Regions from separate parts of the Homo sapiens genome. Here region 2 is linked to region 1. The links are chromatin loops, found by intact Hi-C in ENCODE. Cell type or tissue: endothelial cell of umbilical vein. All regions are shown on one strand. Each heading gives the region's core, and the rest is flanking DNA. Links, peaks and the distances in the headings are about the cores only.

Region 1 (15,904 bases), core at 4,308-12,307:
TACCCCTGGAGGGAAAAAGTTCAATTCCGAGTCATGCTCTGGCTCGGCAGAGGTAGGCAGCGGGTGAGAAGGGTGCAGAATCGGTTGGTCCTGAGTGTGCTGAGAGGCAGCCTAGGTCCTAGGAGACGAATTCTACCTACATTCACCCTAGGCACCATCCTTGCATCACTCGCTACCAGAATAAGCGGGCCAGCTAGGCTTATTCTTATAAGGAGGTGTACCTGTGGGATCCCAGTAAATCACGGCACTCATCCTGTGGGGTTGGTGGTTGCTATGGATAGAATTGTGTTCCTCCGAAGTTCCTTTGTTGAAGCTCTGACCCCCAGTGTGATGGTATTTGGAGATGGGGCCTTTGGGAGGTGATTAGGTTTTGATTAGGTCATGGGGGTGTAGACTTCATGATGGGATTAGTGTCCTTATAAGCAGAGACATCAGAGACCTTGCTTCCTCTCTCTCTCGGCCATATGAGGGTACAGCCAGGAGGCAGCCATCTGCAAGCCAGGAAGAGGGCCTTCACCACGGAACTGAATTGGCCAGCACCTTGATCTTAGACTTGCAGCCTCTAGAACTGTGAGAAGTAAATTCCTGTTGTTTAGGCCACTCACTCTAATGTATTTTGTTACGGAAACCCGAGCTAAGACAGTGGTCCTAGTTCTAGTTCACAACTTTGGGAAGCTTATATAAGCTCCCAGTTAGTAAGTGGCACACCCAGGTCAATCTGGGGATAACAGCTTGTCTCCCTGGCACTTCTCGACCCCTGTGTGGATATTGCCTGTTGGGGTTTTGCTTATATATGTTCTCCTCAGGAGGATCTCTTACAGCCCTGTCATTATTTTTGGGTCCCTTGCAAAGCCATGTGTAGAGTAGACATTGAATAGATAACAGCACAGTGAATGAATGAATATGACAGCCCGGGATGGAAACCAACCAAGGAAAGAGGTAGATAGATGGAGGAAGCCACAAGTCACTCAACTTCTCCTTTCACTCATGTCTTGTGTATGAATTTGCATAAATAAGGATTCCCAGAGAAGTTTCCTCTGCTGTCCAGACACCCACCCACCCATCAAGGAGCATTGCCTTTGTCATCAGGAGCAGCTCTGAAGGGTCTCAAGCTGTTCTTTCCCACATGGGTCCAACTCAGCCTACTTGTCAGCTCAACTGACACCACCATGGTAGGAGTCCAAACCTCTGCTTCCATCTGAGCACCAGGCCGGATGGGAAAGAACGAGTTAAAGCCTGCAAGTATGAGTCTGTTGTACAGAGCAGCATCTAGGTCATTCCTTCAACACAAAAGAAATGAAATACAGCTTGCCTAGCTGCAGCTTGCTGCACGAACCCCGCTGCTCTGTGCAGATTAATACCAGGCAGGCATGAGGCCATTTTAATAAGATACAGCAAGATTAATAAGGGAGCGGACCACATGTTCCTCTGGAACACACAGTCCTGTGTGCAGTGGTGAAGGGAGACACATGGGAGATGTGGAAGCAGTGGGGACAGGGCTGTGGGGAAGGGAGAGGGAGGCACAGGGCCAGCAGCCCCAGACAAAAGCCAGCCCAAGACACTTCCTGGGAGGAAGGGCCGCATAATGACAGGGGTTCTAAACCTGGATCCAGGATAGGTTTCTAGCAATCTGAAGATGCCTTGAAGCTGTGTGTGAAATGCTGCGTGTGTCCCCCATGCACACTGTCCTCTAGCCTAGCTGGCTGTATTTGGGGCTGCACAGGGCCTTTGCATATGCCCTCCTCCCTACCTGGATCAGCCTCTCCCATTGCTGCCTAGTTAGCTCCCATTCTGCCTCCAGGTCTCACTTGCTTGTGGAAACCTTTCCAGACCCCCAAAGCAGGTCACAGGTGCCCATTGTTCCCTCTCAGGACCCTGTGCTCCCTTTCTGTGTGGCATGGTCCAGTTGTCATTGTACCTTAACTTGTAACCCTCCTCCCCATGTCTTTTGTCCACTTGGGTTATTCTGCTTCACTAAGTAAACTGGATTTCCCTGGCTGTTTTTTCATATGTTCATGCCTGGAAACAACTCTCCCAGCTCTGGCTCAACATCATCTGGTTCAAAAGCCATAATTAGCTGACCACAATCTTTGTGACTGTTAGGTACAGATGTTTGAGGGGGAATGTGGTTGGATTAATTTGGGCTAGTGAGTGTGTCTTCTAGGATCAGGGTTAATCTAATGGAAACTGCTTTGAAGAGAGGGTCATGTGATAGTGAAACTGCCTTTTGGGGGCGGTTGGATAGTATAAGTGGGGTGAGGAAGCCTGGTGTGGAGAGCATATGGGCTGATATTTCCACTGCAGTTTCCTAACTAGAGGTGGACCTGAGCCCCCTTTGCCCTCGCCTTGGCTACAGCCCTTTTTCTGCATCCAAAGCAATAGCTCCTCTGACTTTGGGGGCAGGGATGCCCATTTTATGTTAGCATCCCAAGAACTTGGCCCAGTTATCAGCAGGTAGTTGGTGCCTAAATGGTGTTGGTTCCAACGTGAAAGAGAAGAGGCATCAGGGGATTTCCAAACTGTTTAGCCTGAGCTGCTTTGTTGGGATGTGTGGTTTATGTGGGTCAGCATTAAAGAGTGTGGGCAAAGAAAAACAGGGAGCTAGAAGGGGCTCAACATGGGATAGCCATGGGGAATATAGATCATGTGTGTTGGCACTTTTGCTTTATTCACTGCATGCCTGCTTTCAAATTTAATGTTCCTGAGGCATGTCTCAAATTGAGTTATTTATATTTTTTTCATTAAGTTGTAAACTTCTTACAGGAAAGTGTCCCCCAGGTGCCTTGTCTGGGGCCTTGAACCCCTGGAGCTGCTCTAGAAATACTCAGTGACTTGGTTTCTGTAAACCTGAACTTCATATTCTTCCGTGCACAGTGCTCAACAGCGCTGCTTCTTGCGGCATGTTGACTGCAGGGGTGGGTGTGACTGTTCAGGGATGGTAAAGGCTTACGGAGAGTCCAGACCAGGGCTCTTCTTGTCAATCATGCATTTTGTACCAGTTGTTGCCACCTGGTGATTGTCAGTGTTTCACTTCAAGTAGCAAAGGAAGGGCATCAGCTTAGGCAGGAAAGCCATTGATGGAGGCAAAGCAGAACTATAGGCACTCAGTTCCCTGAATCCAGGGCTTATCTAAAGCAAGTGTAATCCAGATACTTCACGTACTTTAAGATATGTGAACATGTGAATTGACAAAACAAAAACACTGGAATCACTGCCATTTGACTCAGTTGTCACAGTGCACTCTGTCTCCTCATCTCTGGCTCAGCAATTGAAGCAGTCTAAGGCCTTGTATTTAAAAATTGCAACCATAGTTGTTTGTTATTCTTCTCAGTTACTTGGTCTGATACTTTTCTTGTTTTGCTGACAACTGGTCCACACTTAGCTGGAGCATCCATCCCCTGTTCTCTTTCTCTCACCTTCTCTTAGAGCCACATGCTTTTCCCTCTGGTTCTGACTTTCACAAGGCCGGTGAGAGACTCCCTTGCCGCATCTGTTTTGACTAAACTCCTACTTAATCACTTATATCTTGGCAGGACTCAAAGCCCTTCCCATTCGAAGCAGCTAAGCTATTCTGACAAGCAGTTGGTTAGTGTTAAATGGCATTAACTCACTTCACCTGAATGTAGTCCTACACCATAGTGGGTGGGGTGGGGCAGGACTCCAGCTTTGACCTCCTAGGCAAGTTTGGTGGAAGGATTTAGGGCACAGATATTGGAGTCCAACAGGCCCCTGCTCCCAGCCTGCTCTGTCACTTTTTGGTGGGGTGGTCACAGGCAAGTTTGTCTTTTCTTGTCGGAAAAATGAAGATAACACTTGCCTCCTAGGGTTTTTGTGGGGATTAAACAAGATCTTCTATCTTTACATTAGTTAGCACAATGCCTGGTACTGAGTGTTCAGTAAATGGTAGCTATTTTTGGTATTATTGTCTATTTTATAGATTTTGATAAGACAGCTCCAAATTTTCTATTTTGAAAACATCAAAATTGTCTTGTTTCCTATGTGACATCCTGGATCTTAATAAGGTTGAACAGTGCTGTCTTATTCTTGGAGCACTGGGGGAGTATTCTTGGAGAAGATTCAGTGAAATTCTTGACTAAAGTGCAAAAATCCCAGATTTTTGTCTGTTTCCTGCTCACTGAACTTCAGGGCAAAGAGCTCTTCTGGGAACCTGTCCCCTGTCCCTGCCTCCCATGGCACTGGTTGGGAGTCCATGCCATGCTCAGAGCTTTTGCTGCACCCTTTTGGGCAATTCATGAGGATTTGCTTTTTTCCAGTGCTGCCAGAAGTTTTGGTACTGTACTTTTGTGCGTCGTTGTGTGTAAGCGGTACTACAGAATATTTAATAAGGTCAAACATAATACATGTTTGAAAACTGTGTAAGTTGAGTTACAAAAACAGCTTTGATTGCATGAGTAATATTTAAAGTGCCTGTTAAAAATATAGTAACTTTTCTATCAATAATAGAAAACCTTCTGAGCTCTGAAGAGATTTTTAAAGCAAGATCCAGTGGCTCTTGCCCGTCTTGGTGAAAGTTTTCCATTAAACAGATGATTCATATTACGAGAGTGGAATGATTAACATGAATTATGGGGAAATTATTCTAAGACTTGAGTGTCTGATTTATGAATGGATTAGGAGGCAGATTGCTTCACAATTGTTTTTTCAAAAGGGAGAATTTTAGCTGACTAACCAAGACCCTCCAAAGAGAGGGTTTGCCCCAGCATTGGTGTTCCTTTTAGGGGCAATTTCTCAGAGTCCTCTATTTAAAGAGAGAAACTTACTTCTAGGGAAGAGAGGCTACCTGCTTCTGTCAGTTCTGGAGTAGACTCTAGAATTCCTCCCAAACCTGACTCAATTAGAAAGGCTTGAGAAAGCCAGAACTGCCCCTTGGAAGGTGAACCTTTGAATCCTGGGCATGTGCCAGACAGCTGGGAAGAAACCAACTTAATTCAAGTTGGTCAGAGATTCCCGTGTGGATGGACAGAATGGCTGGGGCTCTCCTCACTTGTTTACTGGCCACAGCACTGCTTTCAGGAAGGTCTTAGTGGAGATCCCTGGACTGAGAACTGCAGCCTGGGAGGAGAGGGGATGACTGAGCAGGGGAGCAGCTGTGGAAAGCTGGGTGTTCTGCAGATGCATCCCACAAGCTTGGGTTGGTATCCTCACCAGAAGTATGACCTGAGGCCCTATTGTGTGCCAGCACCTATGCTGGGCACTTGGACATGAATCCTCCCTGTGAGGAGCTCACATTCCATCTGGGACAACAAATGAGGAGATGACAGTGTCCTGCAGTGAGTATGAAGGAGCAGTTTGCATGCAACTAAGTCACCTGATCCTAATAGCACCTCTTTGAGGGAGGCACTATTATTAGCCCCATTTTACAAATGAGGAACCTTTAGGCCACATGGTAATAAGTGACAGAGCCTCAGCTAGGACACAGCTTTGGCTAATTCCAAGTCTTGGCTCTTAAATCCTGCTCTATCCTTGGTATAAAATGATAGCTAATGCTGTGGTGTTGTAAGCAGTGAGTATTGGGCACTGTCCCACAATATAGGCTCGGGGGGGCAGGTTCAGATTTTGCCCTTTTCATACAGTCCCACTGTAGTTGTTTGTTAGGGAAATGGGCAAATTGCCCTTGTCTTAGGTGGGGAAGCTATAGGTGGAGGCAAAGCAGAACTATAGGTGCTCCTGTCACCTGGATTCAGGTATCACCAGGGCTGTGGGACCCTCATGCAAAAAGCTCTTTGTTCTGCAGCCTTGTGCTTATCTACCCCATCCAAAGGCTGTGTAAAAATGACTCCATTTTTCTTTGGCTTTGTGCAGATTCTTCTATCAGGTCACTTAGCTTTCCACTGGCAGATAAATCACTCGTAATTTGAGTGTTAAGCCCCATGGTGCCTGGCACATGACAGCTGCAAAAAACGTCACCCCGCTCCCCAACATCATTGCCTCTAGCTTTGAGGTTGATGAAGCAGCCACAGGTGGGCAGATGGTGCTTAGGTATTAGGGAAAACTGCTTGCAAATCTCGGTATTTAACCTCTGTCCTTCTCCAGTGAGGCAGCCTCAGTCAGAAAGGCCTGTGAAGGGGCAGGCTGGGTATTCACTCCCCCATGTGATGGAGGTTAATAAGATCAGAGTTTATTTAGAATCAGAAGCAGGAGATGAGCTTCTAGGGGGAAATGAGCAGCAGGGCTGGGCTGGGCTGGGGCAGGTGCAGGGCCCTGGGATCTCAGGCTGTTTATGTAGAGATGGGTAAACAGAAGATGCACCTGAACCTCACTGCTCACTTTTACTGCCATCCACCCTGCTTCCTGCAGAGAAGGGCCTACCAGGCCCATTCTGAGCATGGATTTGTGCATCTCAAGCCTGTCCCCAGTGACTGGCTTGCCCAGGCTGGTTCTGCAGGACACCTGCACCTTGCTTCCAGTGCTAGACTTCTTTAATTGGGAGGTTCTTTGCAAAGTAAGTCCTATTTTCCTTTCACTGAAGTTATTTCAAAAAGTCTCCATTTCTATTTATCCCCCTGTATTTATTTTGCACCTGGTATCTGCCTCGTGCTGAGGATATGATGATGGATAAGACAAATCTAGTCCCCGTCCTCCAACCCTACATTGTCTCCTGACAGCTCTAGGACAGTAAGGATTCTTAACTTTTGTATACAGGTGAGGTAGCTGAAGCTTTTAGAGCAGGTTGGTCATTTACCCAAGGTGATGCAGAGCTGTGATTCCAGTCCAGGTCTGTCTTCAGGTTCTATGCCCTTAACCATCAAGCTGAACTGTGACTCAGTACAGTAAATTTCTGGTAGAGCTTCTCAGGCTGCAGTTTGTTTCTTGGCCTCCGCACTCCGGACTTATGGATGTGTAAGCCAATATTTACAAGTTCTGAGTGGGGTCACTTCTTAGCAGTGTCTTGTGTAGAGCATAAAATCCTTTTGTAAAGAAATGAGGTGCATTTAATGCATGTCTGTGGTGTGAGTTTTTGGTATCCCTGGACCTATTTTATTCTGTTGGGGACATACTTGTATTGGGGAGGGAGAGCTAGGTAGGTACTTACAGGGCAGATGCCCATCTCAAATTATGAACTTTGGAAGGCAAGGTCTGGATCTTATTCATCCTTGATCTCCCATACTCAGCCTGATACTGGCACAAAGATGTGCTCCGTACGTGTTCATGTGGTGAAGGAGGATTGATTACTGTCATGAGGGCCTCTGAGGCTGAATAACCTCATGAAAAAGTGTGTCCCCTTTGGAGTCAAACTAACCTAGGGTTGAGTTGAGCCTTGCCACCTTTTGACAGTATAGCCTGGCAAGTGATTTAATCTTCCTGAGTCTCAGTTTCCCCACTTGAGGGTTGTGGGAATTAAATTAGTGCTAAGTCAGGAGCTTAGTACAATGCCTGCCCATGTTAAGCCACGGGTTGCAAACTGTGGCCCTCAGGCCAAATCTGCCCTGTCTGTCTGTTTTTATAGAGGTTTATTTGAAGGCAACCATGCTCATTCTTTCATGTATTATCTATAGCTGTCTTTGCACTACAATGGCAGAGTTGAGGAGAGGTCATATGGCTCACAAAGTGGAGAATATTTACTACCTGGCCCTTTACATTAAAAGTTTGCTGGCCGGGCGCGGTGGCTCATGCCTATAATCTCAGCGCTTTGGGAGGCTGAGGTGGGTGGATTGCAAGGTCAGGAGATCGAGACCATCCTGGCTAACATGGTGAAACCCTGTCTCTACTAAAAAAAAAGAAATTAGCCGGGCGTGGTGGCGGGCGCCTGTAGTTCCAGCTACTTGGGAGGCTGAGGCAGGAGAATGGTGTGAACCTGGGAGGAGGAGCTTGCCGTGAGTGGAGATCATGCCACTGCACTCCAGCCTGGGCAACAGAGCGAGACTCTGTCTCAAAAAAAAAAAAAAAAAGGTTGCTGACGTCTGTGTTAAGTCCTTAATAAATGGTAAACTGCAGTGGTTATTACAATTATTGTCATTATCTATAATTTCACCACCCCCCTTCTAACCCTTAAATAAGTCACTTTTAAAGCAGTGACCTTCTTCTGTACTTTTGAGTTTTGGGAGGAACTTCTCAATGCTTGATGAACATGTTTGTGCTTCTCTTGGTTTTGGTCTTGATGGCTCTGAAGATTTGGGTGGAATTCCTTCCCAGCCTTTTTCTTCTGGTCTCTTGATCCCTCGTAGTTTTGGATCTGTCCTCAAAAGGTGGCATTTCTTCCACCTCCATCTCTGAACAGCTCGCCTTACTGAGTGGCTGGGGCTGAGAGGAACACTTAAGGGGGAAGCTCGCTGTAAAATCATTGTGTTTGAGGGTCCCTCATGCTTCTGGGAAATTGGGAGAGGCAGGAGCTCCTAAACTCTGGGAACATGAACTCACCCAGAGTCTTGACTTCTTTCCCGAGTCTCTCTGCCCTGTTTTTATAGGTGAAAACCTCCTAAAATGTGAGGACAAGTTTTTTTCTCAGTAATTTGCTTTTTAAAAATGTAATCTTATTTCTGAATCATAAATGTAATATACGCAATTTGTGGAAACATGGGAAATGAAGACAACGGCAACAAGTCATCCAAATCTTACCACCCAGATGACCACTATTAGCATTTTTTAGCATATTTCCTTCCAGATTCCTAATCGTGTGTAAATGTTTACATAATTGAAATCACATTGTTTAAATAATTTTATTTCCTGCATTTTTACTTATGCCATAAAGCATTTCCTCTAGTGTCTGATATTCTTTAAAACCATAATTTTTATCTATGCACGTACACATGCTTCCACCCACCCATGCATCCACTCACTCAACAGATATTTCCTTAGTGCCTCTTATATCCCAGACCCTGTTAGGTGACTCTGATACAGTGGTGAGTAAATTAGACCTTATCTCTCCCATTACAGAGCTCACAGTCTAGTAGGGCATATAGAGAGATAATTAATCATTATAACATTGTCATAGCTCAGGCTGCTATAACAAAATACCATAGACTGGGTGGCTTAAACAAAAGACACTTATTTCTCACAGTTCTGGAGGCTAGAAGGTTCAAGGTCAAGGTGCTGGCAGATTCAGTTCTTGGTGAGGCCCACTTGCTGACTTGCAGATGGCTAACTTCTCTCTGTATCCTCACGTAGAGAAGAGAGGAGACTCTGGGGTCTCTTCCTCTTATAAGGACACAAATCCCTTAATGGGGCAGCACCCTCATGACCTCATCTAAACCTAATTACCTCCCGAACACTTCACCTCCAAATATCATCACACTGGGGGCTAGGGTTCTTTTTCAACATGTGAATTTAGGAGGGAACCCAAACATTCAATCCATAACAGACATCATATGATAATGCCCTAATGGGAAGTAGAGGATATGTAGAAACATGTACAGAAGGGACCCATCAATTCACTTGAAGTGTTGAGTGAAGGCTTCCCAGAGGAAGCCAGTCCCAGTCTCTGAGTCATCTCTTTGGAGGAAGTTTGAGAAACCCTGATCTACCAGCTTTCTTTGGGATGGTAGACAGTCTTCTGAGAAATGTGCACCTAAATGAGATGGAAGGAAAAGAAATTAGTAGTTACTGTGAGTGGTGGAACCCCAAATATCACTGTGCTGTATTATTATCAAGACTATCTTCCTAAAATAAAGCCCTTTAGAAATAAAGTGAGGCACTGCAGAGATCAAAGTGCGCAGACTCATTTGGAAATGCTGGACTTATTCCTGAAATAGGAGGCAATGTTCCAGAGAGAATCACCTCCATTGACTTAAGGGTGCATCCTAGGAAGGGTATATTTGGAAGTACTCTTGCCTTTTGAAGGTTCAGCAGCACTGTTGTGAGATCCCGGATCCTGTCTGCCTTCTGGCGACTTTAGGGATGCTCAAGGTCCATGTGGGTCCAGATGACTGTTGGATTAATGTGGACAAGACTGTGTGCCTTTGTAAGATGTGAGGTGACACAACATTTTAGCAAGGGCAAAACTCAAACCAACACTCTTCCCAAGTTCTGAGCACACAATGCCTGCCTTCTTCCTTTTGCCTTGTTACCTGTGTGTTTGTTTTTATGTGTTTCCCATGAGGAATGACACAGGGAGAGATGGCTGGTGTGGCAAACTGATTGCATGTTGGATCTTGCATGTTTATGTTTGACAGCTGACCTGGGCTTAGACTTGTGCATCTGCAACAAGAGACTAATGGCACCAATTGCTCTTGGTCTTAAATCCTCTCTGAGTGGTTGAAATAGAAGTTGGCCCTCTTAATTACTTGGGTGATCAGGAGATGGAATTGGTCAGGGACACCCTTGTGGGGATTTAGTAGTACATTTGTCACCACGAGGGTCTCTGAAGTTGCTTCAGGACAAATCTGTGGACCACAGCCATCTCCCAGCAGTGGATAGGTAACCCACATAGATGTGCAAGTGATGTAGAGAAAGCTCCACGCTATATTATGTCCATCCTAGAGGAAAAAAAATCCAGTTCAGGAAATGTATCTGCCTATGTATTTCTTCTTGACTTTTTATCTTTATCCAATTTGGGCAAGCATATACAAATGCTGACTGCATTTGCTCCTTAGTATGGACTGCAGTGCTTTATAAAAAAGTAAAAATGACTTTTCATTAGCAAAGGCCTGCAAGCAAGGCAGAAACTAACACAATTTGCATTTCTTTACCTTTGTAAAATGTGAGAGTTAGCACTATCCTGCAGGGTTGGCTGTTAGGATTAAATTAGAGAGCACATGTGCTAACCTACTGTCTGCCCTGTCGTAGATACTCAATAAATGGAAGCTATTATTTTTATTGATATAATAGCTAATTTTGATTCAGGATTCAACATGCTTTACATGTGTTAACTCTCTTAATTGATTTTGTATGCTCTGGATCAAACATATTTTGGTGTTTAATCAGAGAGGGAGGTGATAATGAGAATGCCTTGTATCTTGCTCACCTTCCCGTGGGCAATTGCTTTCCTAGTGACGAACAGCCAGAGAGGGGTCTTATAACCAAATGAGAGTATCATGCAAATTTCTAGTTCAATCCCTAGATTGCTTTCTAAGATACAGTCATATTACTGTGAAATGATCCAAAGTTTTATTCTTAAGAGGGTCTTGTGCCCCAGTTAGAGGGAGAATTCTTACTTCATATGGACATGATGCTCAAAAGATTGCTCCTAATATAGGTCTTATTTCACAGACTCCCCAGTGGGCTCGATTTATTTAGACTCCCTTTGAGGCTAACTGGCTGTGATAGACAATTTTTAGCCTTCATCCCAGAAATGATGCCTTAAGAAGCTGTGCTCTGTTCTATACTGCAGGCTTTGTGATGAGTTCATACTTTCAGTACCATCCAAAAGTGCCTATTAAATTGGAGTTCAGGGTACCTAGAGTCTTGACTTGATCATGTAAGTCTTGAAATTTTGTCCAGGAGGCATAGAAAAACCCTTCAAAGTTTTGAGTGTTTAATCTGTTTGGACAGAGTCTTAGGGGTTAGCCAAAGAATATCAAACTCTGATATAAACAGTTTTCAAAAACCAACAGAAAATGTCTCTTAGATGCACAGCCACCTGGAACATTCCAGGTTTGCAGGAAACTGCTGAAGACCTGTTGGATAGGTTCAATTTCTTGTCATGGTTGGTGGAAAGATACGGCTGTCTGGGGAGATATTACAGAGGGAGGAAGTTTATCTCCCCCTTCCCCTTCCTCTTCCCCTTCCCCTCCACCTTCCCCTCTTCCTTCCCCCACTCCTCCACCTCCTCCCTTCTGTCTCTCCTTTCCCTCCTTCCATCCTCCCCTCCCCTCCCCTCCCCTCCCCTTCCCTCCCTCCCTCCCTCCTTTCTTTCTTTCCTCCTTCCTTCCTTCCTTCCTTCCTTCCTTCCTTTCCGTCATGAAGGTAATAAGAGCCAAACGTGTTGTACAGATCAGGGGTAAGAGATGCCCTGGGTCAAGGCTGTGTCCTCTTCTGGGAGTTGGGCAGTGGTGTTGGATGAACATCACCTGTTGGGGATGCTTGGCAGGTATGAAGGATGGTGGAGTGATTTTTTGGCCTTGGGAAAGTGACTGATTTGTTCAGTCATTGCTCAGTGATGTGTCTCATGGACACATAGCAGCCACAAAACACCTTTACTCTACTCCTCCTCCCTAAGCAGGCTAGTTGCATCACTTGGTGCTTTCTGACTTCTGCATAGAAAAACCTTCAGGATTTGCAGTGACTGGTACAGTCCTCAGGAAGGAAATGGGACTCCAGAAGTCCTTGTCAGAAGGCAAATTTCTGGTCTTTTTTTTTCTCATTTGTGTCTCAGGGTGAAGTGAGCCTGGCAATGATTTCTTGATTCCTAGGAAGATCCATAAGGTTTAAATGGAATGGTACCTTAGGGTAATGATATTTTATTCTGATGAAAGGTGGATTATTAACAGAAGGTAAGAAGAGGGAATTATAAGGGTTCCAATTATTCTGCTGTGACAGAATGAGAGAAGTTCCATTTCCTTCCAACTTCACAAAGATTGTATGAGAATCATTTGTCACAAATGGAAACACACTGATCTCTTTAAAGGAAATATGTAGTCTATATTCAGCTTGTCCCAGCAGTACAAGCTGGGTTGCATCATGATCCTTAAAGCATTTGTGTACACTCACCTGCTTGCCGTTCCCCATATGTGCATGTGGGTGTAACATGTCTGCCTGGCAACTCCTACTCGTTCTTATAGACCCAGTCAGGCATCTCTTTCTCTGCGTAGCCTTCCCTGACCCTCTCCTTCCACAAGCAGAGCTGATCATGAGCTCCTTTATATTCCCACTGACCTTGAACATGTATTTATTCCACTTCTCATTCCCACATCCCCCAATGCCTCACCCTGTGCCTAGAACAAAGTGTGCATCAGGGCTAATTTGTTTTGTAGTGGTTTGTTTGCATGAGCACCTACCCTTCTGGTCTGTGAACTCCCTAACAACAGAGAACATGTTCTACTCACCCCTTTGTCCTTAGTGCCTGAATCATAATTATAGATGTTCAATTATGATTAGCTGAATGGATGGAGTTAGCACGGTGGCCTAAGAAGAGGATGGACTAGTGTAAGATAGCAAACTCCATGAGTGGTCCTCTTGTTGGATTCTGTTGTAAGCTCTGATACCCTGTTCAGGGGAGTTTCTATAGGGAAGATGGAGCCATGGGAGAGCAGAAACCAGTTCTTTGTATAGACATGAGAGAAAGGGAAGGGAGTCTTTGCTAATGGCCAGGTCAGCAGTAGGCCAACTTCCCTTTGTGTTCCTGGGAGACAGGAGAAGCTCCTGTAAAGAAGGTGCCCTATAGCTATATTAAGCTGGAGCTTGGCTCTAGGATCTGGGGCTGGGAGAGGAAACATAGTAAGTAGCTGGCCCCCTGGTTGGTCTGCATACTCTCTCTCTCTCTCTCTCTCTCTCTCTCTCTCTCTCTATATATATATATATATATATATATATATATATATATATATTATTTTTTTTGAGACAGTCTTGCTCTATTGCCCAGAATGGAGTGCAGTGGCATGATCTCAGCTCACTGCAACCTCTGCTCCATGGGTTCAAGTGATTCTCGTGCCTCAGCCTCCTAAGTAGCTGGGATTACAGGCATGTGCCACCATGCTTGGCTATTTTTTGTATTTTAGTAGAGACAGGGGTTTTGCCATGTTGGCCAGGCTGGTCTCAAACTCTTGGCCCCCAAGTGATACATCCACCTGGGACTCCCAAAGTGCTGGGATTACAAGCCTGAACCACCGCACCCTGCCTCTAAAATGGAGGTAAATGGTATCCATCTGCTTGGGTTCCTGGCAAATAAAATGACAACAGCAACAAAAGAGCACTCTCTGCTTACTAAGGTGATGCTGGGCAAATGCCCACTTCCCTTTTAGATTTCCCACTAAGTTTCCTAAATGTCCAGATGGCAATTTGCGGGTGAATAATTTATACCAAGATCTCTTATGCATTATGCAGCACAGATTTAAATTACAAATTGACCTCACTTGGCAGTCAACTTAGTAATAAGTGGGCTTTTTGGTGGTGGGCTTGATAGGCTAGGCTGGGGCCGAGTTAGAGTTAGGCAAATGGAAATGGCATGGTCAGCCTAATCCAACCTGCACTGATGAGGCAGAGCAGGTGTAAGGAGGTCGCAGAGCTTGGTGTGCTTTGACTCAGTTGAGCCCACCCTCTGAGGGTGAGCTCAGGGCAGGGCTGTTCAGGCATCTGTTATTCTCTCAGAAGTACATAGGTTCCTTCCAACAGGAGGGTAGTGGAAGTGACGGCTGGAAGAACTGAGCCTCTCCCCGAGTCTGTGGCTTCCCAGGAGGAGCGGGTTCTCCTCCAGCAGGATGTGTCCAAGGTGGCTGAGCTACCAGGCTGGAGTCTGCTCCACTGGGCCTGCGGTGTTCAGCAGCTGCTGCCTGAGCCTTCTTGACACTGTGAGGGAGGCATGCAGGACTCCACCTGGGGGCTGGGCTATGATCTGAGCCAGAGAAGGAGAGGGGGAGGCATGAGGGCAAGAAAAGCTATCAGAGAAGAGTGGTGTGGGGGGGTGTTGTGGAAAACATCTGGAACGGCTCAGGTCCTTGATGCAAACTGAGTGAAAAAGGTGTGGTGGGAATGCTGAGACAGTCCAGCACCTCTCCAGGATGGTCACTGCAAACACTCATGGTGCCCAGCCCCATACCAAGCCCTCATCCTGGATTACTTCAACTCCTTGTGATTGCTCTTTGAGATGATACTATCCTGTTCTCCCATTTCAGAGGTGAGAACTAAAACTTAGAGTCAGGACTGGGTGTGGTGGCTCATTCCTGTAATCCCAGCACTTTGGAAAGCTGAGGTGGGAGGATCACTTGAGGCCAAGTGTTCAAGACCAGCTTGGGTAACATAGTGAGACCCTGCCTCTACAAAAAATAAATTAGCTGGGTGTAGTGGCACACACCTGTAGTCCCAGCTACTCTGGAGGCTGAGGCAGGAGGATCACTTGAGCCCAAGAGTTTGAGGTTGCCATGAGCCATGGTAGTGCCACTGCACTTCAGCCTGGATGACAAGAGTGAGACCAAAACTCTTAAAAACAGGCCAGATACAGTGGCTTACACCTGTAATCCTTGAACTTTGGGAGGCTGAGGTGGGTGGATTGCGAGTTTAGGAGTTCAAGACCAGCCTGGGCAACATGGTGAAACCCCATCTCTACTAAAATACAAAAAATTAGCCAGGCATGGTGGTGCTTGCCTGTAGTCCCGTCTACTCAGGAGGCTGAGGCACGAGAATCACTTGAACCCAGGAGGCGGAGGTTGCAGTGAGCTGAGATTGTGCCACTGCACTTCAGCCTGGGAGACAGAGAGAGAGATGCCTTTTCAAAAAACAAAAAAAAACAAAACTTAGAGTGAGTCACTTACCTAAGGTGATACAGTCAATAAGTGATACCTGAAAGCAGGTTTTTCAATTAATGAAATATTCACTCAATACCTCCTACGGGCCAATCCTTTCCTGGGTGCTGGGATACAGCAGGGAATGAGGAACACAGCTCTGTCCTCAGGAAGGTTACATTTTGGTGGCTGAGACACAAAACAGTCAACAAACAAAGTACCTGACACCTGCAGTTGATGGCCGGGCCCTTGCTCCTAAACTTTATGCTCTGTGGATTGATTAGACAGTCTGTTCTGCAAATATTGATAGAAAGCCTATGGTGTGTAAAACTGCACCATGAGAGATGTGCTTGGAGGCAGATACCCTCAGTCCTGAGTTCAAGGAGCTCACAGTTGGGGGTGGCAGAGAGAAGTCGAGTATGCAGGTGACGCAGGACAGGGTGTGTCCCCAGGGAGGGACTGAGGAGGCTGCCTGGGGGGGTCAAGGGAGGGTGCAACGTCATCCTGGGGAGTCTTGGAGAAGCCTCAGTGGGAGCCAGGTTTGAGGTGTTCTTGAGGAGTGGGGTGAGGAC
Region 2 (15,904 bases), core at 4,668-12,667, 110 kb before region 1:
CCCTTACACGGCACTTGAATGGGAACACACCTCGGTGGGAAAACCTGGTGAACCTTGCATGACCCCAAAGGCTGGTGACCACCGCCTTCTCCCTTTGGTTTTCTTCTTATACAGACTGGGGGAGCAGGGAGGCCTGGTGTGGAGTAATGGTAGAGATTAGTTCTTTCTACCCCTTTTATGAAGCTCTCTGGGTAAGAATTATTGTTTCACATCTGAAAGCTTGTTGCCTGCCCCCCTACCCCTATCTTCCTTATTATTATTATTTTTAGAATAGTCAGGAATTTGGTGTTGAACTTTGGTCTTAGTCAAATTTGGGTTGGGGGTGGTGGTGAATACAAAGTCCCATTTAAACAATAGAGTCTGGTATAAGAGACCTAACTCTCTGCTTGGAAACGTAGTAGTTTATTGATAAATAGGAAATCTTACTAATATATACCAATTTTAAAATCCTTTAGATTTGTGGCCTAGCTTATTTTGGTGGAACTTTTACTGAACACAAATTTCTTTTTCTGTTCAAATGTACTAGGGGCTGGGGGGAAAGCTTGTTTAATTTCTAAAAACAAACATTTTATTGGGTCATTTAGTTTATGTTGCATTTAAAGTAAAACCAGTGATTATTTCAAATCTGAATGTCTCTGACATGTGGGACTCAGATGTGATTTTTACTTTAAATCCAGTAATTTCTCACCTTTTTGGGATACCAATGCCAGGCTTGTCTCCTGGAGACTTTGAATCTTGCTACAAGAGATTGTGTCTCAGGCCCTCATGCTTGGTTATCTGATCTGTTGGTGGGTGACTCCAGCTCACTAATCTTTGCTCTAGCAATAATAACAGCTGGCATTTATTATGACTTAGTCTGTGCCAGGTGCTATTCTAAGATGGCCTTGTCACCATTTTCCTCGTGTTTATCCATCCTCCCATGCATGTGTACACCTACACATGTACTGGACTTCTATCCAAGCCTTACACATAGCCCGTTTAATCTTCCTGGTTCTGCTAGAAAATCCCATTACCTCCGTTATATACCTGAGGAACCTGAAACATAGGGTGAGGAGGTGACTTGCCCAAGTAGAGGAGCTAAGGAAAAGAAGGGGAACTTCAAATCTGGGTTTGACCCCAAACCTGCATTCTCCAGCATGCTGTGTTGCTGAATGAAGTCCACTTCATTCTGTTCACTGGCTCAGCAGCCAGCAAGTTGACAGAAACCAGGACTTTTTCAGCTTCCTTACATGAAGCCAAGCGTCCCTCTTTCCAGAGTCAGCAGGGTATGCTGATGTGTGGGAGCTGCTTTTGTCAGCTTTTTACAGTGGTCCTTAGCTTCAGGTGCTGTCTGAGCTGACATGTGGAGCTTAGCAAGGGGTGCTCTGTTAAAATGCAGCTCTGTTTTCCCCCTCAAATGTGATCATTCCCTGGAGAGTAAGTGGGGAAGCGTCACAGTCCAGTGGACATTGACCTACTCTAGCTGCTCTTAGGGGTTGTCAGTAGGTTGACAGGTTTGCTTTGATATCTTAGCCAGAAGGCTGGCCCCCTCTGCTTCCCTGCAAGTTATACTGAGAAATGCTTCAGAAGCTAGAGGTGCAAGTTGGCTATACCCAAACTGAGTGGTCTGCAAGTGTCTTCCCAACCTTGAAGCTGATGAGAAGGGCATCTGGATTGTGCCTCTCCAGAATTCTCTGCAACCGCCTTCCCAGTCCCACTTACAACAATAAATTCACTACTTAAAAAAAACACAAACAAAAAACAAAACATAAAATAAAGCCTCACTTTTTGAGAAAATTAATCAGAAGAAAAAAAACCTGTAATCCTGTCACCCCAAGATAGCCATATTGCTTTATACATTTATATATCCACACATACACAATTTTAAATGAAATCATGAGCTGTATATGCCCCCTTCGTTTTAAAATGCTACATAAACATCTTTCTGGGTCATGGCATATACTTTGAGCATGACTGCCTAGTATTTCTTTGGGTGGATAGTCCAATAATTTATTTAAATAAGGCTTTTAAAAACATTTGGACTGTTTTTAGTTTTTCCCTATTATAACAATGTTGTGATGAACATTTTCGGTGATTAAATCTTTGTTCATCTTTATTATTTCCTTGGCATATATTTTTAGTAAAAGAATTGCTGAATTGCTGCAAAATAAGAATACATAAGACTTTTTTTTTTGAGACAGAGTCTCATTCTGTTGTCCAGGCTGGAGTGCAGTGCCACAATCCCAGCTCACAGCAACCTCCACCTCCCAGGTTCAAGCGATCCTTCCACCTCAGCCTTCCAAGTAGCTGGGATTACAGACACCTGCCTCCATGCCTGGCTGATTTTTGTATTTTTAGTAGAGATGGTGTTTCACCATATTGGCCAGGCTGGTGTTGAACTTCTGACCTCAAGTGATCCACTTGCCTCGGCCTGCCAAAGCGCTGGCATTACAGGCGTGAGCCACCGTGTCCAGCCAAAAATGTAAGACTTCTGATGTGTTTTGCTGAGCTGCACACCTGCCCTGCCCCACTCAGCCTGAGAAGGTCATGTTTCATGATACCAAGGACATCACTGACACCCCTAGAAAATGTTAAGGTCCCCTCCCTTAAGGTCTCAAAGTTCTTAGTTCTTTCACTGACCTATTCCTTCCACCTTCTAGATATTCACTTTTCTCTTCTAAAACACAATGCTGACTTTTTCTTTTTTTAGTACATAGTACCTATGCATGGTTCAAAATATTTCGAAAAGGGTACAGCTGATGTGCTTGCTCCCACCTGTGTTTCTTATCTGCTCTGTTTTGTTCTCTGCTTCTCTTTTCTACCTGCCACAGGTCACCATCTTTTTTAATTTCTTACATATTCTTCCAGAAATTGTGTATGTGCATATAAGCAACTGTATAATTTGGGCCCTACCAGAGAGTGGAGGGTGGGAGGAAGGAGAGAATCAGGAAAAATAACTGTTGGATACTAGGCTTAATACCTGGATGATGAAATAATGTGTACAAAAAACCCCCATGACATGAGTTTACCTATATGACAAACCTGTACATGTACCCTTGAACTTAAAAGTTAAAAAAAAAAAAACCTATAATTTGCCCCCTCCCCAACATTTTACCCCAAGGTAGAAGTCTATACACAGTGTTCTCTAGCTTGCCTTTTTAAACATAAAATATAATGAAGAAACTTTAAAAATAATCAGAACAGAGACAACATCTTCATCTTTTTTTATGTTCAAATACCCTTTAGGCCGAGTTTGGTGGCTCATACTATAATCCCAGCACTTTGGGATGTTAAGGCAGGAAGATTGTTTGAGGCCAGGAGTTCAAGACCAGCCTGGGCCACATAATGAGACCCCCATCTTTACAAAAAACAAAATTAGCCAGCATGGTGTGCTTGTAGTCCCAGCTACTCATGAGGTTGAGGCAGGAGAATGGCTTGAGCCCAGGAGTTCAAGGCTGCAGTGAGCCATGGTTGTGCCACAGCCCTCCAGCCTGGGCAACAGAGTGAAACCTTGTCTCAAAATAAATAAATAAATAAATAAATAAATAAAGATACTTTAGGTGATACATTAATTATCTCATGTTTTCAGTAACAAAATGATCAGACCTAAGAAATTTAACATTAATATAATAATGATATCAAGTTTGCATTAAAATTTCTTACTTTAGCTAGAACCTTGTTGAAAAACATTTCCTCTTACTTTCCAAAAACATTGTATGTAACTGTTTTTTTCTTCCATTCCAGGATCTGTGAGATATTGAATTTGGTTGTTATGTCACATTTGGTCTAGAAAAGAGAAGAGTACTGCTACCATTTGGGGGCGAGGGGGGTCCTTCTGGATATTGTTATTTTTCAAGGGTTCAGGCAGGTTGTCCTGTTGAATGTCACCCCATCTGTACTTGTCTGGTTGCTTCTTCACGATTGGACTCTGATCAGACACTTTGCCAGGAAGATCACAGCAGTGATGGTCTGTATTATACTTCCCACTGTATCACATAAGATGCCATGCCGCCTTGTCTCACTGTTTGGGATCCTTAGTTTGATCACTTGGTTAAGGGGGTGTCTGCCGGCTAGCTCAGTGTAAAGGCACCCTGTTTCCTTTGTATCCAATAAATAATCAGTGAGATGGAAGTTTGAGACCATGTGAATATCCTGTTCCTCAAAAGACCTTTTACCCAAATACTTTAGCATGCATTAATGGTCCTTTCCTATAGTATTACATTGCAAAGTGATGATTTTCCAATATTACCCATATTTTTTTGCTAGTATTTTTTAGTAAAGAAGAGCTTCATCTCTCTCCCACCTTGTTAGTAACACTGTGGACTCCTGGATTTTCTTTCAGTTCAGTGATTACCATTCAGTGTGTTGTCATGGACATCACTGTGCCTATTGATGCACTAATTGTCCCAAATCTGACGATGGGAGCCCTTTCAAGCTTGCTTTTCTGTTCTTTTGAGCACTCACTCACTTTCTGGCATAATAAGATATTCTAGGCTTATCTTGCATTTCCCCAGTCCTGGAATCAGATCCAAAGAATCCTGGTTCCTTCTAATGAGGACTGGTATTTATAAACCAAGATCTGGGGGCTGGGTGTGCAGGTCGCTATCAGCACTTGTCATTACTTTGAGCCACTTTAAATGCACAGAGGCAGGAATGCTATAAATTATGAGCTCTTATCGATACTTTCAGTGTAAATCAAACACCATACCATTAGACTCCATAAAATAGGCTCTTTATTTTTCGCACAGTGAGAAACCTAATTCCAAATAATATCAATACATTTACTTATTTATTGTATTCTACGGTGTATACAAGAGTCTAGGAATTACCGTACTGATAATACAACAAACCTACCAAAGTTCAAATTTTCTTTTTTTTTCTTTTTTCTTTTATTTTTCCATAAGTTATATGGGGTATAGGTGGTATTTGGTTATGTAACTTCTTTAGTGGTGGTTTGTGAGATCCTGGTGCACCATACGCTGCACCGTATACATAGTCTTTTATCCCTCGCTCCCCTCCCACTCTTCCACCCAAGTCTCCAAAGTCACATTGTATCATTCTTATGCCTTTGTGTCCTCACAGCTTAGCTCCCACATATCAGTGAGAACATGTGATATTTGATTTTCCATTCCTGAGCCACTTCACTTAGAATAATAGTCTCCAATCTCATACGGGTCACTGCAAGTGCTGTTAATTCATTCCTTTTTATGGCTGCATAGTATTCCATCGTATATATACACCACAGTTTCTTTATCCACTAATTGATTGATGGGCATTTGGCTTTATTAAAATTGTTGAAGTGAGGTTATCCTAACAGTGCGAAGAAAATAATTCGGGTGCTGTAGACAGCTAGCTCTTTTTGTTCCTACACTATATCCCAGTAAAGGTTTAAAGGAGTAGTGTTTTGAAAATTACTTGGACAAATTCTTATTTTTAAAGTGATTTTGTTTCCATGTTAATATACGATTAGGTTTTCTTATTGCTGTTTGTATTCAACTTTAGGGTATGCTTTGTTCATCACTTTAAAATTTCTTGAAAATATAAAACATTTATGTTCAAAATCAAAACTATATAGAGAGGAATAGAAATTTTACTCCCTGCTACTGTCCTTCCCACCCTGTTTATCCTGCCCACTGTGGGAACCATTTCTAGTAGCTGCTAGTTTATTATTTCTGTGTTTCTTTCTACAAAAACAAGGATGTATATTCGTATGTTTTTGTTTCCTACTCTCTCATGTGTATACATGTATACATGTTTACTTGCGTACCTTGCTGTTTTCCACTTAACAATACATGGAAACAGCTTATAGCAATTTATCAAGATCTTTCGCACTCTTTCATAGGGCTGCAGAATTTTTTCCATTGTGTGGATTTATAGTAGTTTATTCAGCCAGTCTCCTATGTATGGGCATTTAGGTTGTTTGAACATTTTCCGGCATATTCATGAGGGTGAGTGAATAATCTTGTGCATTTATTGTTTCATGTTTGCAGAGACGTATATCTTTGGGGGTAAATTCCTAGAAGGGGAATTGCTGGGTCACAGCAGAAGCATATGCAGGTTTGTCAGCAATTGCCAAATCCCTCTCCATGGGGCTGAACCATTTTGCCCTTTAACCGGCAACATAGAACAGTGCTTGGCTCCCTACAGCCTTGCCAACAGAATATGTGATGAAGCATTTGGGCTTTTGCAAGCAGGATAGGTGAGGAATGGTATCACAGTGTAGTTTTAATTGGCATTTCTTTCATTATGAGTGAAGTGGAGCATCTTTTCAAATATTCTGTGTGGACATTTTATGAATTTTGCCCATTTTTCTATTGGGTTCTAATTCTTTTTCTTTTTGAAAGTTGCGTATATTCCATTGTCTGAATGTACTTTGATTTATTTGCCTTGTCTCCTATTGGTGGAAACTGGGGTTGTTCCCTGTGTTACGCTGTTAAAAACAATGCTGTAATGAATAATCTTAGGGAAGCCTCATTTCACTCGTGTGCAGCTGTATTTGTAGGTTAAATTTCAGAAACGAATTTGTTTGGTCCAAGGGCATATACATTAGTTATGTTAATGAATGTTGCCAAATTACACTCCCCTTCCATGGGTTGCCCCAGTTAAAGCCCCCACCAGCAGCACACGTGAGTGCCTATTTTCTCCCGACTGACTGAGTGATTGCCTTTTGGATTTTTGTCCTGATAGGAAAAACATGTGATCTCAGTGAAATGTTAGTTTGCACTGAGCTTTTTTTTTTTTGTACACCTAATACATTCTTTTAAGGTTTGAGCCCCCTTTTTCCTGGCAGAATCACTTCTTCCTGGATAAGGTGGTGATGGGGGAGTTGAAGAGAAGATAGTGTGATGGGGATTGCTCCTGTCTGACCAGAAACTCTGTCTCTGGAGAATTGCAGCCGCAGACTAAAGCCCTCATCAAGTGTCCCTGTTCCTAAGGTCCACTCCAAGTGTGTACAGGGTCTGCTGGCAGCACTGGGCCAGGGCCCCGGGCATGTCCTCCCAAGAATTCGTGGCAGTGAGTCTTTGGCGAGCCACCCTCCAGATGAATTTCTTAGTGGAGGGAGAGTCTGACTCTGGAAGAACAGTTTGTGACTTGAGGGATGTTTTCATCCCTTTTATTTCTGCTCACCCTTGTCAGTTGCTCTGTTCTCCTCTCCTGCGCAGTCTACCTGAGTGAAGTCACTCTGCCCTATTATTTCCCATGCCCTCAGGTCCCATGGGCATGTGATTACCTCTTTGCTGATTGCAAGGCTGTGGAGTTCCCTAATCACCTTGTTCTCAGCCTCTTATTTCCCTGCTGAGAAGTGGAGGGAGTGATGGGGTTCCTCCTGCTCTTGGGAGATGCTCCTTTTCTGGCTGCTGAGACCTTGCCCTCCTAGGCATGGTGCACTTTGCCGTGGGTCTGATCTGCTGACTGCTGGCCTCCAGGAACCATCATTATCTATGCTGGGTAGGAAAGGACTGCTTCTGGGTTTTCACATTACTTTAGAATAGTCACCAGGGTCCTGAAGTCTCCAGCAATGTTTGTTAGCCACACTATGGCAGAAAAAGCAGTGGTGGTGGATCTTTCTCTTGATTCTGGCAAATGTAGATGCACAGATAGGAATAGCGGTGACTACTGACTGAGAATTTACTATGGGCTGAGCATGTTACTTGTATTCCATTTAACCTTTGCAGCAACTGAATGAAGTAGGTGCCATCATCATCTCCATTTTTACAGATAAGGAAGCTGCCCAAATCCTCACAGCTATTGGGTGTCAAAGCAAAACAAAAACAAACAAACAAACAAAAAAAGATAAAAATACACAACTAATTTAACTTTGAGGAGTATTATGATTTGGTGGGGAGGGCAGCAAAATCTGCCAATCTAATTATGTAAAAAATAAATTTCACTTATTGAGCCTATGTCATCTGAATAGATCAGCCCAGGATCACCCTATGTGGCTCTGGGGACCTCAGCTTGGATTGGAGAGTTGGACAGAGCTAAGTCCTGCACAGAGCAGGTGGAGCTGTTGATCAATAATGCCAACGTTTAGTGAGCATTTACTGCATGCCACGTGCTGGGCTGAGCACTTTGCACCGTTAACTCATATTACAATTAACTCGTATTACTCTCACAACAACCCTATGAAAAAGAACTGTTTTCCCCCAGTTTACATTTACACATGAGAAGACTGAGGCCCTGGACACTAACCATGTTGCCCAAGGTTGGATGACTAACCCACTAGAGAGCCATGATTCAGACCTGGCTGATCTGCTTCCCGTGAGGCTGGGGAAATTCTGCCAGACACTGGGCAGCATCCTCCAGACAGATTCTCCCTTTTAGTACTGGAGAGAGGGCAGCCAGAATTTTTTGCTGTTTACTGTTTGGTGAACAGTGATTCACCAAAATCAAAACAGTGATTCACTGGTGACCAGTGATTTTAAGAAAGCAGATTTCCTTTCTGGCTTTGGTGGGCTTGGTACAAAGGCAGTCTCCATGGGCCGCAGAGTGCATGGCTCTTGCATGAGCCACCAGACTACACTTGGAGATGGTTGACCACTTCAGGGCATGGTGGGGTCTCGAGGGCACCATGCTCAGCAGCCACACCTTCAGAAGCCTTTCCAGATGTCCCTGTAGCCTCCTCTACCTCTGTCTGGGTTTGGACTTCTTATTAATACTATCACCACAGTGTGGGGACAGCCTCACCTCCCACACTGTGCCTGTGGATAAGACAAACAGCATAACTCTTATCTCAGAAGGCCAATGCCAGGATGGCTGACTGAGCTTGACTGACCTCTTTTCGTAAAAATACCTTGCATTTCTCTTTAAATTTTTCTTGATCAATCAGCAAAAATTTAAAAGTATGTTCTCAGTGCCACAGGGAGACACAGACACTGCTCTTGTGGAACATATTGTTTAGCTGAGGATGCACTCACAAATCCGTCCACAATAAATGGCCAAATACATTTCATTGTGGATGGAAATCCATAAGGCAGAGCCCAGGTGAGTGCCACAAACATCATGCAGGCCATCTGTGGTCTCAGTGGAGCAGGAGATCAGTGTGGCCTAGAGTCTTTCTAAGGGAGGTGGAGCTTCAAGGGTAGGAGATAACTTATAGTAGCAGCATCATGGAGTGAAGAGTGTTCTAGGTCCTGAAAGCTTTTCACAGCCAGCCTCTGGGTCCCAGATGGGAATGTCAAATTTGGGCTGCTCTCAAAGCCCACCTCATAGCAGCATAGTCAATAGTGGAGCATGACTGAGTAGTGTCCACAGCTTCCACCCATGAAATAGCCTCTTGGGTGGGGGTGGCCAATGAAGGCATTTCCATGCAGTAGCTCATCCATATCACCAGTCCATCCCCATGATGGAGGTCCATGACAAGACAGTTCTGAGCCATCAGGAGCATTTACTCAAGGAGAACGGGGTGTGTATATCACAGTGTTTCCAAAGTACGTTGCACTGAACTTTAATCCAATGAGAATAAATGATTCTCTGGAGAAGTACATAATATACTCCCTTTAGATATGTGCAGTACACATTAGTTTTTAAAGGGCTCCAAGGTGTTCTATAGTTAAAGAAACCTATTTAACTTTTCAACTCATTGTTTCCCAAACTTACCATGGGATCTCCCTACTTTTTTGCATAACTCTTATTAATATTCATAAGAACCATGGTCTGTGCCTTAAAAAAAAAACAACTTTGGGAATGGTGAGATAGTATATTTCTGAAAGATTTCTATGGTAAAAGCACTTAACTGCTAAAAAGCTGTTGAATTTAAAGGTTCCAACTCTTGGAGGACTGAATAACAGAGTTGTTCCTGGCGGGTTCTGGAAAGCTGACTACATATTCGTGTTTCCTTCCTGAGTTAAAATGTTAAGTTCCTTGAGGGCAAGCAATGAAATCCTAACATCCTTTGTATCAAGCCCACAGCTTTCTCAGCACTGACTATGTAATAGCTATTCAATAATGACTTGTTAATTGACTGATTGAAGATGTTTGTTAAAGGCCAAAGAGTTAATTAGTTGATGCTGGAATCCAGTTCTTTCAACTTCCAGCCAGAAGCTTGTTTTGTCAGCCCACAAACTCTAAATTTAGGGCCCTCCAGCTTCCTACAGTTTATCAAAACTATTTTAAAAGGTTAACTCTTTTATTAAGTAGTTTTCCGTAGGCCCATCATTCCTGACTCCCCTTCACCCATTATCATGGGCCTTAATTGTGATGAGGTGGGTGAGGGGACAGTTGTCGGCATGTGTGTGTGAGTTGGGGGGAACGGCCCTTCTTTCTCAGTTTTATCTCACTACAGCTTCTTGACCCAGGAAAGCATGTAACTGTGATCATGCCTGCTTCGTTCTCCCTGTGGCTTTTACTTTGGGAATTCCATCCTGGAAGTGGGGCTGAAGGCGGGCTTTTCCCAAAGCTGACTTTCAGCTGACACTCAATTTTTGAGCATAATAAAAACGTGTTACCGGCCCCCCAAACTTCCACTGCATTATTATTATGTATGTATTGGCTACTGACAGTGTACTTGGGGGTTTCACAGCATCAATAGAAAAGATGGTCCTTCGTCAATAGGATTACAATGTTGGCCATTTGTCATAAGTATATTAGCCCAGGTTAATGTGGCTATAATGAGCAACTGTTAATTTCTTTTCCTGTACAAATACATCAGATTTCAGATGTATTGAAATGTGTCATTCTATGGCTGGTACTTGAACCTGCAGCTTGCTGGTAAGCAGGAGAAAGCGCTGGGCAGAATTCAAATGCCTTGCAGGAAAGTTCTTTAAACACCCACTGGTCTGTGTCTGTTTCTGTGTTTATCCTTTAAGCACGGGAATCAAAAGAAAAGCATCTTTATTTTGAGTGTTTCAGTCTATCTCTGCCATGTATTGGCAGCCCTCTGTTCTCTTTAACTGCAGGAGTCACTAAGTAGCATTACTCATGTAAAAATTGATTGAGTTTAAAGAAATGGAATGAGAAGGAGTCTTCATTGTTCTAAGTGAGTGTCTTTTGGTTAGCAGCAATCCATTGGAGTGAGATCTCATTTTGATTAGGGACAGTGTGTCCTATTGTATAAAGCTGTTTTAATGGAAAAATTATTAAAATAATTCTAAGCCCTGAAGGCACTGGAGGTTCTGAAAGTGTGGAGGGTTGAAACCAAAGTGGATTTTATTAACTCTGTTTATCTGGATTGTTTGTAGATCCAACCTAAACCATGGAGGGTCAATTTGCCTGAAGTACATTGTTGAATTTAATTTAGTTGAGAACAAGGGCCAATTAGAAACGTTTCTATTTGGTGTTGCTTGGGCACATATCTGCCTCCACCCTTCCATTTGCTGAGCCCCTGCCATGTGCAAGATACCTTCAACCTCACAGTCTTCATAAACTCTATTCCCTTTGTGTCTGAAATGCTGTCTCTTTACCGGCCCTGCCCTTTACCTGGTTAACTATTTCTCATCCTTTTGGTCTCAGCCTGGCTCTCTTCTTTAGGGAAGCCTTACTTGAATCCCAAGCAGATCACATTCTTCCTGTGGTGTTATCAGATGTACTTTTTCTTCATTGCCCTTGTCACACCTTTAAGTCAATGATGATTTGTTTTATTTCTTTAATATCTGTTTCCTCTTCTATGTTATATGCTTCATGAGAGCAGAGGTATGTCTATTTTCTTTAATATGTTTTCAAGCTCTTGCACATAGCTTGGCACCAAGTAGGTACTCAAATAGTTGTTGAAAGAAGGAAAGGAAGAGTTGGAAGCTCATCGTGAAGACTTTGGCTTTTCAGATTGCAATAGGTACACCTTTAAGAACATCCCCAAATATTCTCACCTGACATTCATGCCCTTGTGTAGTCCCCTCTCCTTGAGTATGGGCTGGACCTAGTGACTCATCTCTAGCCAGTAGAATATTGCAAAATTATAGGATGTCACTTCTGAAATTAGGTTACAGAGAACGTGACTTCCAGCTTGTGTGCCCTCTCTCACTCCCTTCTTTGCCTGCCCTGATGGAGGCCAGTGGCCATGCTGTAAGTTACCCTACCAGAGGCCTAGGCCATGTGGCAAGGAACCAAAGGAAACTTCTAGTTGCCAGCCAGCGAGGAGCTGAGGCTCTCAGCCCAGTAGTTCCTGAGGATCTGAATCCTGCCAACAACCATGTGAGTGGACTGTGAAGTGGCTCCTCCCTCCATCCAAGCTTCCCGTGAAACCTTGGCAGATCCCTTGATTGCAGCCTGTGAGAAACCTTGAGGCAGAGGCACTGAGCAAAACTGTGCTCATATTCCCGACCCAGAGAATCTGAGATCATTAATGCTCACTATTTTAAGCTACTAATTTTGGGGGTAATTTGTTATAAAGCCATAGATAACTCATACACAGATTTTTCCCTGTTAGGTTTTTAGCTACAAATGATGCTCATGGGAACTTAATACAGGCAAGGTCTTGTGCTAAACACTTAAGATGCACACTCTTATGTATTCCTCACATTAACTCCATGTAAGTTCCATTATGTCAATTTTACAGATGAGAAAAATGAGGCAAAGAGAGATTGAATAACTTGTCTAAGGCCTTGGCAGAGCACTGGGAGTGTGATCCTGGAGTCTGCTTTTACCCATCAATCTGAAGGTAGACTATGAGTTGGAATTGCTTTGGGCTCTGTCCTCACCTAAAGACCAGGGCTCCTGACTTTATGAGCTTCCAGGACTCAATGCAAGTAAGTTGTCCAACTGTTCAGTATGAAGATTTGGGCAGTGCCTCAGCTTGGACCCTGTCTCTTTAAGGAGCTGAAATAAGCCCCTTTAGGAGAGATCCAGCTGTTGTTTTATTTAGGCATGACCCTCTTAATACCCTATGAATTAGCATGCTTAGTGTGGAAACCCAGGAAGAAATTCTGGTCAGTCACTCCACTTGTGTCCAAGAATAAAATCCAATCAGGAACACAAAAGATGGTGGCTTTTGGAATAAAATGAGCAGCATCCACTGTGATTACAGCTTGTTTTCAACTTCTGCAAGATGAAATTAAATCGAGTAATTGTTTGCACATTTAACCACATGACTCTGATTTGTCTGAGGCAGATTGTGGCATTGTGAATATTTAAACCAGTAATAAAGTCTTTAAGCTTATGTTCCATTTTATCTCATTTATTTGTAGATCTTAAAATGTAATGAACAGAAGAATGTAAGATGTTTGGGGGAAGAGATAAATGTTGTGTATGATCACTATGGTTTTAGGTTATGAGGTTCTAAGACCTTGTGCTGTAATTTTGTATGCATTGTGATTCTGAGCCCTGGATTCTGGAATATATGTTCTTTGTTAGAAATCTTGGAAGACCAAGACTCTTGTTGTCTGTTTTTCTATTCTTTGGTGTGATTCTATATCTCTTGCCTCAGAATTGATTTTTGGCAACTTCTTAAGTACTGTAGGGTTGCATGATAATTGCTTACCTAAATAGATTAATTTTGAGTGATTGCCAAATAACCTGGCATATACAGACACAGATTGCAAATAAGTGTTGGATATGAAATGTGTCTTGAGTGTGTGACTATTTGAAATGTTGCTTCAGATCAGACTTTGTATTGCAGAGATGTGCCTGTGTATCTAGTAGCAAAAATCCCTGACAGTTCAATAGAACTTTTCCAGCTAAACAAGAATCAAGTTGAGGCTCTCAGTAAAAGACGAGTTTACAATTTTTAGAAATTATAAGCTTATATATTAGTCTTAATGTTGTTATGAGAAGGAATTTGAATGGAACTTGGATTTTATATTCCAAGGCTTTGCTTTGCCCATGGTGTTCAGCTGTCATGATTTTAATTTTTTTAAAGCTGTCATGATTTTGGCAGCTTTCTGATGTTAGAGTTGTTTTCTAACCTCAGTGAGATCACAAGTGTGTTTGATTTGGTAAGTGTGTTTGATTTGGTAGTCTCTTCAACAACCTAAATTTGGAGAAATGTGTTCACTTATTTGGCGATCTTATATCTTCCTTGTGGAGGTATTTTATGAATATAACCAAAATTGATGGCCGTGGGTGCTTGTTGATTACTTCTCATTCAGTCGTGAATCCTGGACTCTGGTGTTATCTGGCACTCCCTTCCTCTCCAGTGGCTTCTATAGCGTTGTTCTCTCAAGGTTTTCTGCACGTTCTCTCTGATATCTCTGGCTTTGTCTTTTTGTCTGAGTCATATTCTTTCTCTCAACCTTTAAATATTGGTGATTCTCTAGGGTTCTGTCCTCAGACCTCTTTTCACCTTACTAATCTCTCCTGGATAATTTAATTCACTAGGAATGTTTCTGCTACCACATATATGCTCACACTCCAATACGTGTCTCCAGTCCAGGTTATTCTCCTAGGTTCAAGACACACTCGTTCCTTTGCCCAGCGACCTCTCCACTTGGATGGCCCCTCCACCTTGTCACCCCACAGTCAGCATGTGCAGACCTGAGTTCCTCTTTGTCCTAGACCTGCTCCTTTTCCTCTTGCTTCTCATTGTGGTGAGTGGCATTGCCATTCATCCTGTCACCTAGACTGGCAGGCTGTTGCTATCTACCACCCCACCCCACCCCACCCAGGCCTGTCCATTTGACCTCCTCAGTTGCTCTCAACCCATCTTCACTGGCTTCTTGTCAGTCTCTTAATTTAGGCCCATACCATTTCTTGCCACACTATCTTTTCCATATTCTTAATTTTTTTTAAATTATAATTTTTAATTTTTTGGGTATATAGTAGGTGTATATGTTTGTGGGGTACATGAAATATGTTAATACAGGAATGCAATGTTTAATCATCACATCACAAAAAATTGAGTATCCATCCCTTCAAGCCTTTGTTTGTTTGTTTATTTATTTATTTGAGACAAGATCTTGCTCTGTCACTAAGGCTGGAGTACAGTGGCATGATCATGGCTCACTGCAGCCTCAACCTCCTGGGCTCAAGTGATTCTCTTGCCTCAGCCCCCACAAGTAGCTGGGACTACGGGCCTGCACCATCATACTTGGGTAATTTTTGTATTTTTATTTAAGAGATGGAATTTTGCCATGTTTCCCAGGCTAGTCTTAAACTCCTGGGATCAAGTGATCTGCCCTCCTTGGCCTCCCAAAGTGCTGGGATTACAGGCATGAGCCGCCATGCCTGGCCCTCTCAAGCATTTATCCTTTGTGTTACAAACAATCCAGTTACATTCTTTTAGTTATTTTTTTATTTTTTGAGATGGAATCTTGCTCTGTTGCCCAGGCTGGAGTGCAGCGGTGTAATCTTGGCTTGCTCCAACCTCTGCATCCCGAGTTCAAGTGATTCTCTTGCCTCAGTCTCCGGAGTAGCTGGGACTACAGGTGCACGCCACTGTGTCCAGCTAATTTTTCTATTTTTAGTAGAGATGGGGTTTTGCCATGTTGGCCAAGCTGGTCTTAAACTCCTGACCTTGTGATCCACCCACCTTGGCCTCTCAAAGTGCTGGGATTACAGGCATGAGCAACCACGCCCGGCCTCTTTTAGTTATTTTTAAATGTACAATTAACTTATTATTGGCTATAGTCCCCCTGCTATACTATCAAATACTAGGTCTTATTTATTCTATTTTTTTTTGCACCCAGTAACCACCCCACCTCCCTCCTCCCAACACCCCCCCACTACCCTTGCCAGCCTCTGGCAACTATCTTTCGACTCTCTATCTCCATTAGTTCAATGGTTTTGATTTTTAGATCCCACAAATAAGTGAGAACATGTGATGTTTGTCTTTGTTTTCTGTGCCTGGCTTATTTCACTTAACATAACGATCTCCAGTTCCATCCATGTTGTTGCAAATGACAGAATCTCATTCTTTTGTATGGCTGAATAGGACTCCATTGTGTATATGTACCACATGTTGATGGACACTTAGTTTGCTTCCAAATCTAGGCTATTGTGAACAGTGCTGCAACAAACATGGGAGTGTAGAATCTCTTTAAAATGCTGATTTCCT

What was found. Hi-C counts contacts between places; a loop is a spot of excess contacts. Peaks named below come from ENCODE experiments on the same cell type or tissue, not always from the same donor. Only the 100,000 strongest peaks of a DNase experiment are listed, where the experiment ranks them.
Region 2: a loop joins it to region 1, with 9 times the contacts of the local background. A loop is called at or near these places in 2 of 110 quality-filtered maps.

Annotation. Positions count from the first base shown.
Region 1 is chr5:137,354,337-137,370,240 of GRCh38, reverse strand. The region is part of intron 2 of SPOCK1 (SPARC (osteonectin), cwcv and kazal like domains proteoglycan 1); the gene reads left to right. Among named protein-coding and RNA genes, the nearest start is that of SPOCK1, 140 kb to the left of the region's middle. In endothelial cell of umbilical vein, for the core only: no CTCF peak of the experiment used is centred there; DNase peaks (open chromatin) are centred at 8,780 and 9,410; H3K27ac peaks cover 3,213 bases.
Region 2 is chr5:137,463,194-137,479,097 of GRCh38, reverse strand. The region is part of intron 2 of SPOCK1 (SPARC (osteonectin), cwcv and kazal like domains proteoglycan 1); the gene reads left to right. Among named protein-coding and RNA genes, the nearest start is that of SPOCK1, 28 kb to the left of the region's middle. In endothelial cell of umbilical vein, for the core only: no CTCF peak of the experiment used is centred there; a DNase peak (open chromatin) is centred at 8,307; H3K27ac peaks cover 2,703 bases.